Linked DNA regions of Homo sapiens: region 2 is linked to region 1. A link is a contact called in ENCODE Hi-C or POLR2A ChIA-PET data. All regions are on one chromosome and are shown on one strand. The core of a region is the stretch at or near the end of the contact, and the rest is flanking DNA. Distances in the headings are between cores, read along the strand shown. Region 1 holds the start of LINC03110 (long intergenic non-protein coding RNA 3110). Region 2 overlaps MALT1 (MALT1 paracaspase).

What was found. Hi-C counts contacts between places; a loop is a spot of excess contacts on that map. ChIA-PET counts read pairs that join two places held with the same protein, here RNA polymerase II (POLR2A). Pooled maps may share reads with other maps.
Region 2: a loop to region 1 is called in a map of CD4-positive, alpha-beta T cell, with 2.2 times the contacts of the local background. The contact joins the enhancer-like site here to the promoter of LINC03110 in region 1. A Hi-C loop is called at or near these places in 4 of 168 maps with a recorded cell type or tissue (CD4-positive, alpha-beta T cell, naive thymus-derived CD4-positive, alpha-beta T cell and transverse colon) and 10 of 50 pooled maps. POLR2A ChIA-PET finds 5 or more read pairs at or near these places in 16 of 52 experiments (CD4-positive, alpha-beta T cell, CD4-positive, alpha-beta memory T cell, CD8-positive, alpha-beta memory T cell and 11 more).

Annotation. Positions count from the first base shown.
Region 1 is chr18:58,655,124-58,660,621 of GRCh38, reverse strand. LINC03110 (long intergenic non-protein coding RNA 3110) reads right to left here and starts at 2,083. Exons shown (of 4, transcript NR_187442.1): 1 at 1,991-2,083; 2 at 609-759; 3 at 52-190.
Region 2 is chr18:58,690,217-58,695,714 of GRCh38, reverse strand. The region is part of intron 2 of MALT1 (MALT1 paracaspase); the gene reads right to left. The region is part of intron 2 of LOC105372146 (a long non-coding RNA gene); the gene reads left to right. It also overlaps the pseudogene MRPL37P1. Among named protein-coding and RNA genes, the nearest start is that of MALT1-AS1, 21 kb to the right of the region's middle. Within about 2 kb of position 2,739, at least 3 of the 41 ENCODE cell types and tissues checked have a DNase peak (open chromatin) inside an H3K27ac peak, as active enhancers do; they include CD4-positive, alpha-beta T cell, where a contact is called at or near this core.

The sequences.
Region 1 (5,498 bases), core at 834-3,333:
CCATTCCATCAAGGTAGAAGTCTATTATAAAGATTTCAGCAGATGACTCACCTGATCGTAAAGAGACCACACTTGCCAGCAATGTCTTCTGTGTACTATGCCCCTCTTCCATTTACAGGTGTCCTTGGGAACCAAGCAGACATTGACAAGGAGACTTGGGCTTCCAGATCCTGACTCCATTCAGATACAGCTGCCAAGGGGCACAAAATTTAAAACAGAACTCATGTTTTCTAGAAGCCTATGATCTAGTTGTGGAGATAAATTATACAAACAAAAAAGTGACAAGCAAGGTTTTGGACATTAGGACTTCTTTATTGTTGATGTGTGTAGTTCAGTAGTTTTCTGGAGACTTTTGTCAAAGAGCCTATGGATGAGCAAAGAGCAAAGAGAAATAATTTTCCAGGATTAGGAATGGTGGGTGCAGAGAGTTAAAGGAATCTTTGTGAAGACTGATTATGAAGGCATGATTCTTTCTGCATAATAAATTGTGTACTTTATTATTATTAGTTTAAATGTGACAACCATGATCATTCTCGGTTAATATCGACATTACCCTTTGCAGGTAAGCACACTCAGGTAGAAAGGTGGTTAAATACTGTATTACATACCTCCAAGGATGACCTGTTCTCAGTCCTCTGGGATTTCTGATAGAGGGAGTTTAGCAGACTCTTCACAAACTGTTAGGTGCCAAGAATTGATTCAAAGCTCCTGATCACTGGGCTGTTCATTCAGAGTGTGGGAGTTCCTTGGTGTGGTACACTGTAGACACATTTAAACAGAGGGCAGCGTGGACTGGATGTTCTCTGAGGTCCCTTTACTTCCGAGGTTCTAAGTAGTAAGGGACTTTGGATAAGGGAGAAACTTAAAAAAGTTACAGTGGCTGAAGAAAGCCTAAGAGAAAAGTAGGGGCCTAAATTGTACCTGAAGGCTGGGCAGAGTTGGAAGGACATATTAGTTCCTCCAGACAGGAGAACATATGATCAAAGACTACCTGTGGACAATTATCACAGATCAAAGACTAGCTGGGGACAATGATCACAGTGACTGCAGGATGGTGGAATACTTATGAAGCAAATAATATGTAAATAAGATTTATTTGTGTCAGGGAGGGGGCAGCATTTAAATAACCGGCAGTTGAAAATTGTACCATATTAGTTATATGTCTAAAATTAGATGTTCAGAATAAACAGCTATTTCAGAAGAATGGACACAGTATTAAATTAAAATACAAGTAAGATTTATTTGTTGGAGGAAGTGGGAGAGGAAGGTACATGTTCAGTTGACTCAACAGTTTAAATCATACCTAAGACATTTACATATCAGCTATATGCTAATCCTTATATGATAATTAGTAATTAAATTCATTTTGCAAAAACATCAGTGAAAGCTTTGCTGTGAAACAGTTTTGTAGGAGGCTAGTTGAAATTATTGTTAAATGCCTATTTGAAAGGGCAATTAGTTAGACTATTCTGTAGTTCAAGCTTTTCACTAAGTGACTTAGTGAGTTATACTTAATGAAGTTCTGTTATATATAGATCAGAGGTCCGAAGCTCTTGGAAATTCTTATATTTTAATAAAGTAAGCAGTCAAGAACTGTTTAATGATAATAAGAGTAGCTTGACACAGATACATATTTAGTCACCTGTTTAACAATCACAGAATATCAACCCTAAAGAGCACCTTAGCTGACCTAGGCCAAGACCTTCAGCATCAGACAGTCTTGTAGCCTGGAGAGATTTTTCTCTGTCTCTTCCTAAACCTCTACTATAGTGGTTCTTAAAGTGTGGTCCTGCCTCAGCAACATCAGGGACCTTTTGAAAAATGTAAATTCTGGCTGGGTGTGGTGGCTCACACCTGTAATCCCAGCACTTTGGGAGGCTGAGGTGGGCTGATCACTTGAGGTCAGGAGTTTGAGACCAGCCTGGCCAACATGACGAAACCCTGTCTCTACCAAAAATATAAAAAATTAGCCGGGTATGGCAGCACGCACCTGTAATCCCAGCTACTTGGGAGGCTGAGCCAGGAGAATTGCTTGAACCCGGCAGGCAGAGGTTGCAGTGAGTCGAGATCTTGCCACTGTACTCCAGCCTGGGTGACAGAGCGAGACTCCATCTCAAAAAAAAAAAAAAAAAAAAAGAGTTAAAAACATGCAAATTCTTAGGCCCCACCTCTGATCCCCTGATCGACTGAATCGAAACTCTGGGGTGGACCCAACAATATGTAGCTTAGTAAGCCCTCCAGGTGATCCTGATCCACACTGGGGTTTGAGAACTGTTTCCCCACACTACAGCTTCAAAATATCTTGAGGAAATAACTTCTCTTAGATCACTCTTAGCCACACAGAGAAATACTTCCTGTTTTATGTCTAAATTTATCTTCCTAAAGCTTTGAAGGGTGGAGCACACTATCTTCAGAAGTGTAGATACTTTTTTCACATTCCTTTATGGGCAACATGCTAGGGTGCATCTCAGCAGAAGGGTGGCCAAGCCTGGGAGGGGATGAAGACAGAGCTGGCACTAAGCAGGGACATGGGGAAACAAGGGCTGATCTTAGCCATTATTTGATTATTTGATAATCCAAGATTCACTCCAAAGAGGAGCACAGCATAGTCTGGTTCAGCACCTGGGTTTTTAAGACTAATAACACTGAGTCAGAGATTCACAAGGTTGTGGGGGGAATCTTTGGACCTAGGTAGTAGAGATAAAATGACGGGAATCATCTATACTGGCCAACATTGTTCTAGAAATTGTCTGAATAAAGCATAACAGAATAGAGAAGGGTCCAACCCTCTGGGGATATAGCATTGACAAGGAAAAAATGACCTCAGATGACTGGCTGCAATTTAGGGCAGGATTCTACTGCTCCCCTCCCCCTCATTTCTGCCAACCCAGCATTAGCTAAGAAATCCAGGGATCCAGGATGTACAAGTAATGAGGGCGGAAGGAGCACATAGGTGGTCCAACTGTGCTGCTGAGGTCTTCCCAGCACTGTTTGGGATCTGTTCCAGAGAAGGGAAGGACTGTGCAGATAGCTGGTGGCTACTGCTTTGTCTGCCTAGAGTGGAGTAGCACTCTGTTCTCAGGAATACTGCTTTCCACAGTGTGGTTTAATGGGATCCCCCAGTTTCTGACTGATCTGCTTCCCTAACTCAGTGATTGGCTACAGATAGGCATGTTCCCCAAATTCAGTCCTGAGACTTCTGACCTTCAACCAGATGGAAGATCTTGGGTTTGCTCAGGTGGCAAACCTGTGAGGTATGAGTCTGAGCTGTTCGGTGGCCATGTCCCACAGGCTGTGCAGAAGAAGCCAGTCTGTGGTGGGAGAGAGTGGCTGGTGCACTGAGAGAAGCAGAAACAAGAGACAGAGAAAGGGCGGGTGGTGTTCCAGTCCCAGGTGTGGTCAGTCCTGAGGTCCAGCTCATACCCACCTTTCCTGCAGTTCAGTTGGGTGAGCCTACAAATCTCCCTTTTCTGCCTAAGCCAAATTGTTCCTGTGGATACAGTGTCTAACTTCTTGTCATCTTTCTGAAGATGCTTTAACTGGCAAAGCATCCATCAGGGTTTTATTTTGGTTTTAGAGGTAATAATGATTATTTTATTTTATTTTCCCAGTGGATAAACAATCATCCTATGCTATTTTTTTATTGTGATGAAATATACAATACATAAGATTTTCCATTTTAACATTTTTTAGCGTGCAATTTAGTGGCATTAAGTACATTCACATTGTTGTGACATCACCATTCATCTCCAGAACTTTTTCATCTTCCCCAACTGAAACTCTATACCCATTAAACAATACCTCCCCATCTCAGGCAACCACCAGAGGATTTCTAGTCAAAAGTAGAATGGTGGTTTTATTTGCATTCTAATACTTCCCTGAGAACAGTTCTTGAGGCCTTTGAGACATTGGGCAGATTAACTTCAGGAGAGAGATGAGACTCCTAGGTTCCTTCCCATGGCTACACTTTTCCAATTGAAATTCACCAACTACTTTTCTATCTCGCCTCAGTAGTGTGAGCAACCTTAAGTTAAACAGGCAGGACTTGGAGGGTCTAATTATAATGCAATTTTACTTTTAACTCCCACTATTGCTTTAAATGTATTCTGTGGAATTAGTCTTTGTCCCACCCTCGATTAAATTTGGGACAATATGACTATTCCATTTATTCATGTGCAATAAAAAGGTCTTGCAATTAGTAATTAAAATGTCCAATCTTGGGTAATCATCACATAATCAAATCTAGGAGGCTCCTCCTTTCCCGAGCTCAGATGAGAAGCCTGCAGTGAGGAAGGAAGGAGGTAGGCTGTTTCCATGTGATTCCATCTAATGCTTTTACCTTTTTTTTTTCTTTCTGAGACGGAGTTTCACTCTTTTTGCCCAGGCTGGAGTGCAATGGTGCCATCTTGGCTCACTGCAACCTCCACCTCCCAGGTTCAAGTGATTCTCCTGCCTCAGCCTCCCAAGTAGCTGGGATTACAGGTGCCTGCCACCACGCCCGGCTAATTTTTTGTATTTTTAGTAGAGACGGGGTTTCACCATGTTGGCCAGGATGGTCTCGATCTCTTGACCTCGTGATCCGCCCACCTTGGCCTCCCAAAGTGCTGGGATTACAGGCATGAGCCACCACGCCCGGCCTGCTTTTACCTTTTCTTCTGCAGTTTGCCAAGTGTGGTTTCTGACCCTGCAAGCATAAACTGCAGGAAGGGAGAAGAGGTATGGGGTACAAGGAATGCTTACCTGGCTGGTACTGTTATGTTGAGCTAACAGGGGGCTCTAGAAACTTGGCAGATGTTTAGAGCTCTCTGGTGGCCATATTAATAGACACTTCTTCAAAGACCCAACCCTCATCACTGGGTATCTCTCGTTCCTAATTTCCCTAGCTGGGGCAAGTACAGCTCTATTTTGGATGGCCATTTCCTTCTTCTTCAGCTCTTAGGAACTTTAGATTATTTATGGCTTACCCTACTGAGGTTTTGCTGCCCCTCTAGGTAACCCCCAGAACAAGACCTAAATTGATCCTTTGTGCTAGCTCTTGCTTGCATGAGGCCCCCAAAGGGATTAACAGCCCACCAAAGTGGCATTAAAATTACTTCATAATGAAAACATGTGAACAATTAGCAGCCACAGAAAAATATTAAACTTAAGCAGAACCTGTCAGTCAAGAGTTTTGTGTCCTGCCAGAAGCTGACTTCATAAATCAAGGAGAAATAAACTCCTTCCCAGACAAGCAAATGCTGAGGGAATTTGTCACCACTAGATCAGCTGTACAGGAAATGCTCAAAGGGGTCTTAAACATGGAAGTGAAAGGTTAATTTTCACCATTATGAAAACACACAGAAATATAAAAGACACACAGAACTAAATGAAATAGAGATTTAAAAATACGAAGGACTGTTGAAATGAAAAGCGGTTCTTTGAAAAGGTAAACAAAAATGATAAACCACTAGCTAGACTAACAAAGAAGAGAGAAGATCCAAATAAACACAATCAGAAAT
Region 2 (5,498 bases), core at 1,490-3,989, 34 kb before region 1:
GAAAACCTTCATCAGAAGCTGGTTCTTTGATCACGGACTTCCCAGGCTCCAAAACTGTGAGAAATAAATGTCTGTTCTTTAAAAATTACCCAGTCTGTGGTACTGTATTATGGAAGCATGCAATGGACAAAGACAACACCATTGAAAACGTCTTCAAATGACTGCATTATTATTTAGTATTGAAATGAAAATGATTTTGGAAGAGAAAGACACAGAAACAGAGCAGTGAGATATATATTTGATATACCTGTGACACAAACATTCCTCATTTGAGGAATAACTGCCAACATCTAAGCTTGGAAGACTTTTGACAGGAATTTGGAAGAAAATCCTAGTCAATAATGGAACACCCCCAACTCCTTCTCTTGCCTCTCTCTCACTCACTCGCCCCAGGGAAGCACATGACTGTGGCAGGAGGCCATTCAGGTAGCCCTGCAGAGAGGCTCAAGTGGTAAGAGTATTAGTCTGTTTCACACTCCTGATAAAGGCATACCCACGACTGGGCAATTTACAAAAGAAAGAGGTTTAATAGACTTACAGTTCTACGTGGCTAGGGAGGACTCACAATCATGGTGGAAGGTGAAAGGCATGTCTCACATGGCGGCAGACAAACGAGAAGAAGGTGCGGGCAGGGAACCTCCCCTTTATAAAACCATCAGATCTCATAAGACTTATTCACTATCACAAGAACAGCAGAGAAAGACCTGCCCCCATGATTCAATTACCTCCCACCAGGTCCCTCCCACAACACATGGGAATTCAAGATAAGATTTGGGTGGGAATACAGCCAAACCATATCTCTACAGAAAGAAACAGATCTCCCGCCACAGCCAGTGAGGAAATGAGGTCTCTTGACAACACCTGTGAGAGAGCCATCTGAGAAGATCCTCCAACCCTGGGGAAACCTTCAGATGACTGCAGACCTGGCTGACAGTCTGACTGCTGCCTCACGAGAGACCCTCAGCCAGGACTACCCAGCTAAGCCACTTCTGGACTACTAGCCTCAGAAACTGTGTGAGATAATAAACAGTTGTTGTTTTTCACTTCTGACTTGGGGGTAATTTATTAATGCAGCAATAGATAACTGACATAAAAGAAACCAAAGCTAGAAAAGCTTACATTTGCAAAAGTTGTAATTAATAAAACTGGGTTAGCTGGCTTTTAGGAAGTAAAGAAAAAGATAATTAAAACTTATAAAACTTAATTTCCTGCACCTACTTTTATTTTCTTTCCTTGTCTATACTGAATGTGACCTCATAACAGTGTCTTTTTCTTCTACCACCCACCAATGCAAAGAAACAAAACAAGATTACAAGTAAAAAGGAAACAGTGTAAATAACAGTAATCTTAATACATCAAAGGTACTAAACTTTCTAGGAAAAAAAATAATGTTCATGAAAGTCACAGCACAAAGATACTAAATAAAAGCAAAATTAAAAATGAGTAAATATTTATTGTATACCTAGCACATTTGAGGGCCTCGAGAAGCCCTAGAAAATCTTTAGTAAATATAGTAGAGCCTCTCAGAATTTTAAACTCTTGCCAAGGGAGGACATTCATATTCATTAATCCTTTATGTCGAGGCCAAGTTAGTACAGGACGGATGAAGTTCAGAATTTTTCTGAAATCTGTGATACATGTTGGTAGGAAAGGTGGAAAATGGGATAAGCACTCTTGCTGAAGCCAGCAAATTCATAACACTGTATTTTAATGTCCCCACATTTACCATTCATCTGCCAGGAGAGTTTTACATCACAACTTTAAAATACAAAGATTCTGATTTCCCAAGTTTCGATGTGACAGGAAAAAGTTGCAACAATGACAAAAGAGAACAAGTAATAAATCTAAAAAATATAGGAGTTTTGGCTATCCTGGCTTTAAATTTGAATGTCCTATAGCCACCACCAATTTTATATGTCCCAAATCCCTTCTGACACAAAATCTACTCCTCTGCCAGTCCCCACAGTTTCCCCATCTCAAAGATGGTAAACCAGTCTTACTGCCTACCACCATCCATCTGGTTACTCAGGACAAAAACTTTGCAGTTTCTTAGCATCATTCTTAAGGGCCCTAGGATTTTCAGAATGGTAAATGGGCACTGGCTTCAACGTAAAGTTGTCAGCTGCATTGGCCCCTAACAAGAGTCAGCCAGGCACTGACTTCTCTCTAGCTATCAAAGTTCTAGATGACATCTTCTTCCAATAGAAGGCTGTTTCATCTACACTGAAAAATCTGTTTATTATAGCCATTTTCTTTAATTATCTTAGCTAGATCTTTTATTGCTTTTTTGTTTTGAGACAAGGTCTGTCTCTGTTACCTAGGCTGGAGTGCAGTGTCATGATCTCGCTCACTGCAACCTCCGCCTTCCAGGTGTAAGCAATTCTCCCACCTCAGCCTCCCGAGTGGCTGGGACTACAGGCAGGTGCCACTGTGCCTGGCTAATTTTTTGTATTTTTTGCAAAGACGGGGTTTCACCATGTTGCCCAGGCTGGTATCAAACTCCTAAGCTCAAGCAATCCTCCTGCCCTGGCCTCCCAGAGTGGTGGGATTATAGACACCATGATCAATTACGAGCCACCATGCCTGGCATTAGCTAGATCTTCTGGATGACTTGCTGCAGCTTCTCCACTAGTACTTGCTGCTTCACTTTGCACTTTTATGTTACAGAGACAGCTTATTTCCTTAAACCTCATGAACCAACTTTTCTTCCGCAGCTTCCTCACCTCTCTGTCTTCACAGAAATGAGGCGAGTTAGGGCCTCACTCTGGATTAGGCTTTGGCTTAGGGGCATGCTGTGGCTGGTTTGATCTATCCAGACTACTATAACTTTCTCCATCTCAGCAATAAGGCTGTTTTGCTTTCTTATCATTCGTGTGTTCACTGAAGTAGCATTTTTAATTACCTTCAAGAACTTTTCTTCTGCATTCGCAACTTGGTTAACTGGCACAAGAGGCCTAGCTTTTCAGCCTATCTCAGCTTTTGATATGCCTTCCTCATTAAGTAAAATCAATTCTAGCTTTTGATTTAAAGTGAGAGACATGTGACTCTTCCTTTCACCTGAACACTTAGAGATCACTGTAGGGTTATTAATCAGCCTAATTTCAATATTGTTGTGTGTCACTGTTCTTTCACTTGAACACTTAGAGACGATTGTAGGGTTATTAATCAGCTTAATTTCAATATTGTTGTGTCTCAGGGAATAGGGAGGCCCAAAGAGGGAGTGGGGAGGTGGGAGAGGAAGAGGGACAGGGAGGGAGGGAGGGAGGGAGGGAGAGAGTGAGAGAGAGAGAGAGAGAGAGAGAGAGAGGAATGGCCAGTCGGTGGAGCAGTTGGAATACACATGACATTTATCAATTAAGCTCAACTTCTTATAGTGGCATAATTTGTGGCACCCCAAAACAATTATAATAGTTTTTTTTTCCTTTGCAATGCAAGGGCTCTTTATTGTCAGTGAGACCACCAGGCTAGATGAGCACTGAGGCTCCAGGGGGACCCCAGGCCCTCTTCAGTGGGAGAAGGCAAAGGTGGGTTTCGGGCCTCAGAATGGTCCTTGGCTCACGTAGCACCATGTAAATACAGAGCTAAAAACTTCCTGGATGTCTCCCACTGGAAACCAGTCAGCCCAACGCATTCCACAACCACCCTCTTTTTTTTTTTTTTTTTTTTTTTTTGAGACGGAGTCTCGCTCCGTCGCCCAGACTGGAGTGCAGTGGCGCGATCTTGGCTCACTGCAACCTCTATCTCCCAGGTTCAAGCAATTCTCCTGCCTCCATCTCCTGAGTAGCTGGGATTACAGGCACGTGCCACCATGCCTGGCTAATTTTTTGTTGTTTTTTTTTTTTGAGACGGAGTCTCGCTCTGTCACCCAGGCTGGAGTGCAGTGGCGCAATCTCGGCTCACGGCAAGCTCCGCCTCCCGGGTTCATGCCATTCTCCTGCCTCAGCCTCCTGAGTAGAGTAGCTGGGACTACAGGCGCCCGCCACTACGCCCAGCTAATTTTTTGTATTTTTAGTAAAGACGGGGTTTCACCACGTTAGCCAGGATGGTCTCGATCTCCTGACCTCGTGATCCACCCACCTCAGACTCCCAGTGTTGGGATTACAGGTGCGAGCCACTGGGCCCGGTCCCACCTTCTTTTTTATCACTGGGAGACACCAAAAATGCTGAGAGAGTAGCTGGCATGATTCCACCCAGACCAAACTCTTGCCACACTTGTTAAGAGGCCAGGTCTGTGGTGTTCTACTGTAACACCAGGAAATGGAATGCACGTCCGTCTGTGCATGTACTCTGCACAACCACGGGCTGCTCCGAGATCTTGGTGTCATTGCCACAGAGGAGCTGGGCCTGAGCCAGGGCAATGCCAAAAGCAAACAGGATCATCTTGGCCCACAGCTGATCTGGTTGAAGGCTATGTGGTTGCAAATCGGCTTTCTCCAGGAAGTGCAGGATATGGAGATAGGGGTAAGGATAGCCCTCCCAGAATCCTGTGTCATCTTTCACATCAGAAACATTGCATTCCTGAAGATCAGTAGTGGGGAGAGGGGACAGAAGGCCTCGAGAACATGATTTTTAGTAGCTTCAACCTCTTCTCTGGAGGAGATGGCGGGGGCAGAGGATCCTTGGCACTCAGCCGGCTCCACTAGAACCATGACCCTGAAGAACAGACACAATTCCAGGTGGTGGATAACGTGGAGTTTTGGGCACAAATCTGCCTGGCCAGAGAAGGATGCCTGAGAATCTGAGACTTACACAACTTTATCAGACTGTCCACAATGACCAGACAGCAGGCCTCTCTCCTGGGGCCGTACTCAGTACAGTGCCAGAGACAGGCATGAGAGATCAAATTCAGAAGACGCTCATCTTGGTTCTCTATGTGGTTCCTTGTATCATCAACAAGGCCAAGTACTTTCTCAGGAAGGCATTTTATTAACTTGGCCTCGGTAAGCCAGAGGGCCTGCTTGACACCCCTGAGAAGGCGGCAACGCTGGTGAAAGACATAGCAGGCCTGGTCTTTGTATGGTGGCTGCTCGTGAATGGAGCTTGAGCAGCAGAACTTTGGGTGCTTCGAGCCAGGGTCCCAGGGTCGTGAACGGGGTGAACAGAATTTTGGGTGTTTCTACCCAGGGTCCCAGGGCAGGAAGATCAGCGGTGGCAGCCCGGGCGTGAAGTACATCTCTCTCACAGAGGGGATGGGCTCCGGTCCAGGGATCTCGTACACTCCATCCAGGGGAGGAGGCTCTGGCTTCCACATGGAGTGCATGCCCCACTCACAGGCTCCACCTCTCGGGGCCCCGAAGCTCCCAAGGTTGAGCTGCCTGGAGCTAGTCAGTGCCTGCCTAGCGGCACCATACTGATCTGCCAACACCATACTGATCTGGTCTTAAGACCACCAACACCATACTGATCTGGTCTTAAGACCGCCACCTGGATGCCACCATCTTACCAGGCACCAACAATCACAGTAGTAACACCAAAGATCACCGATCACAGATCACCAC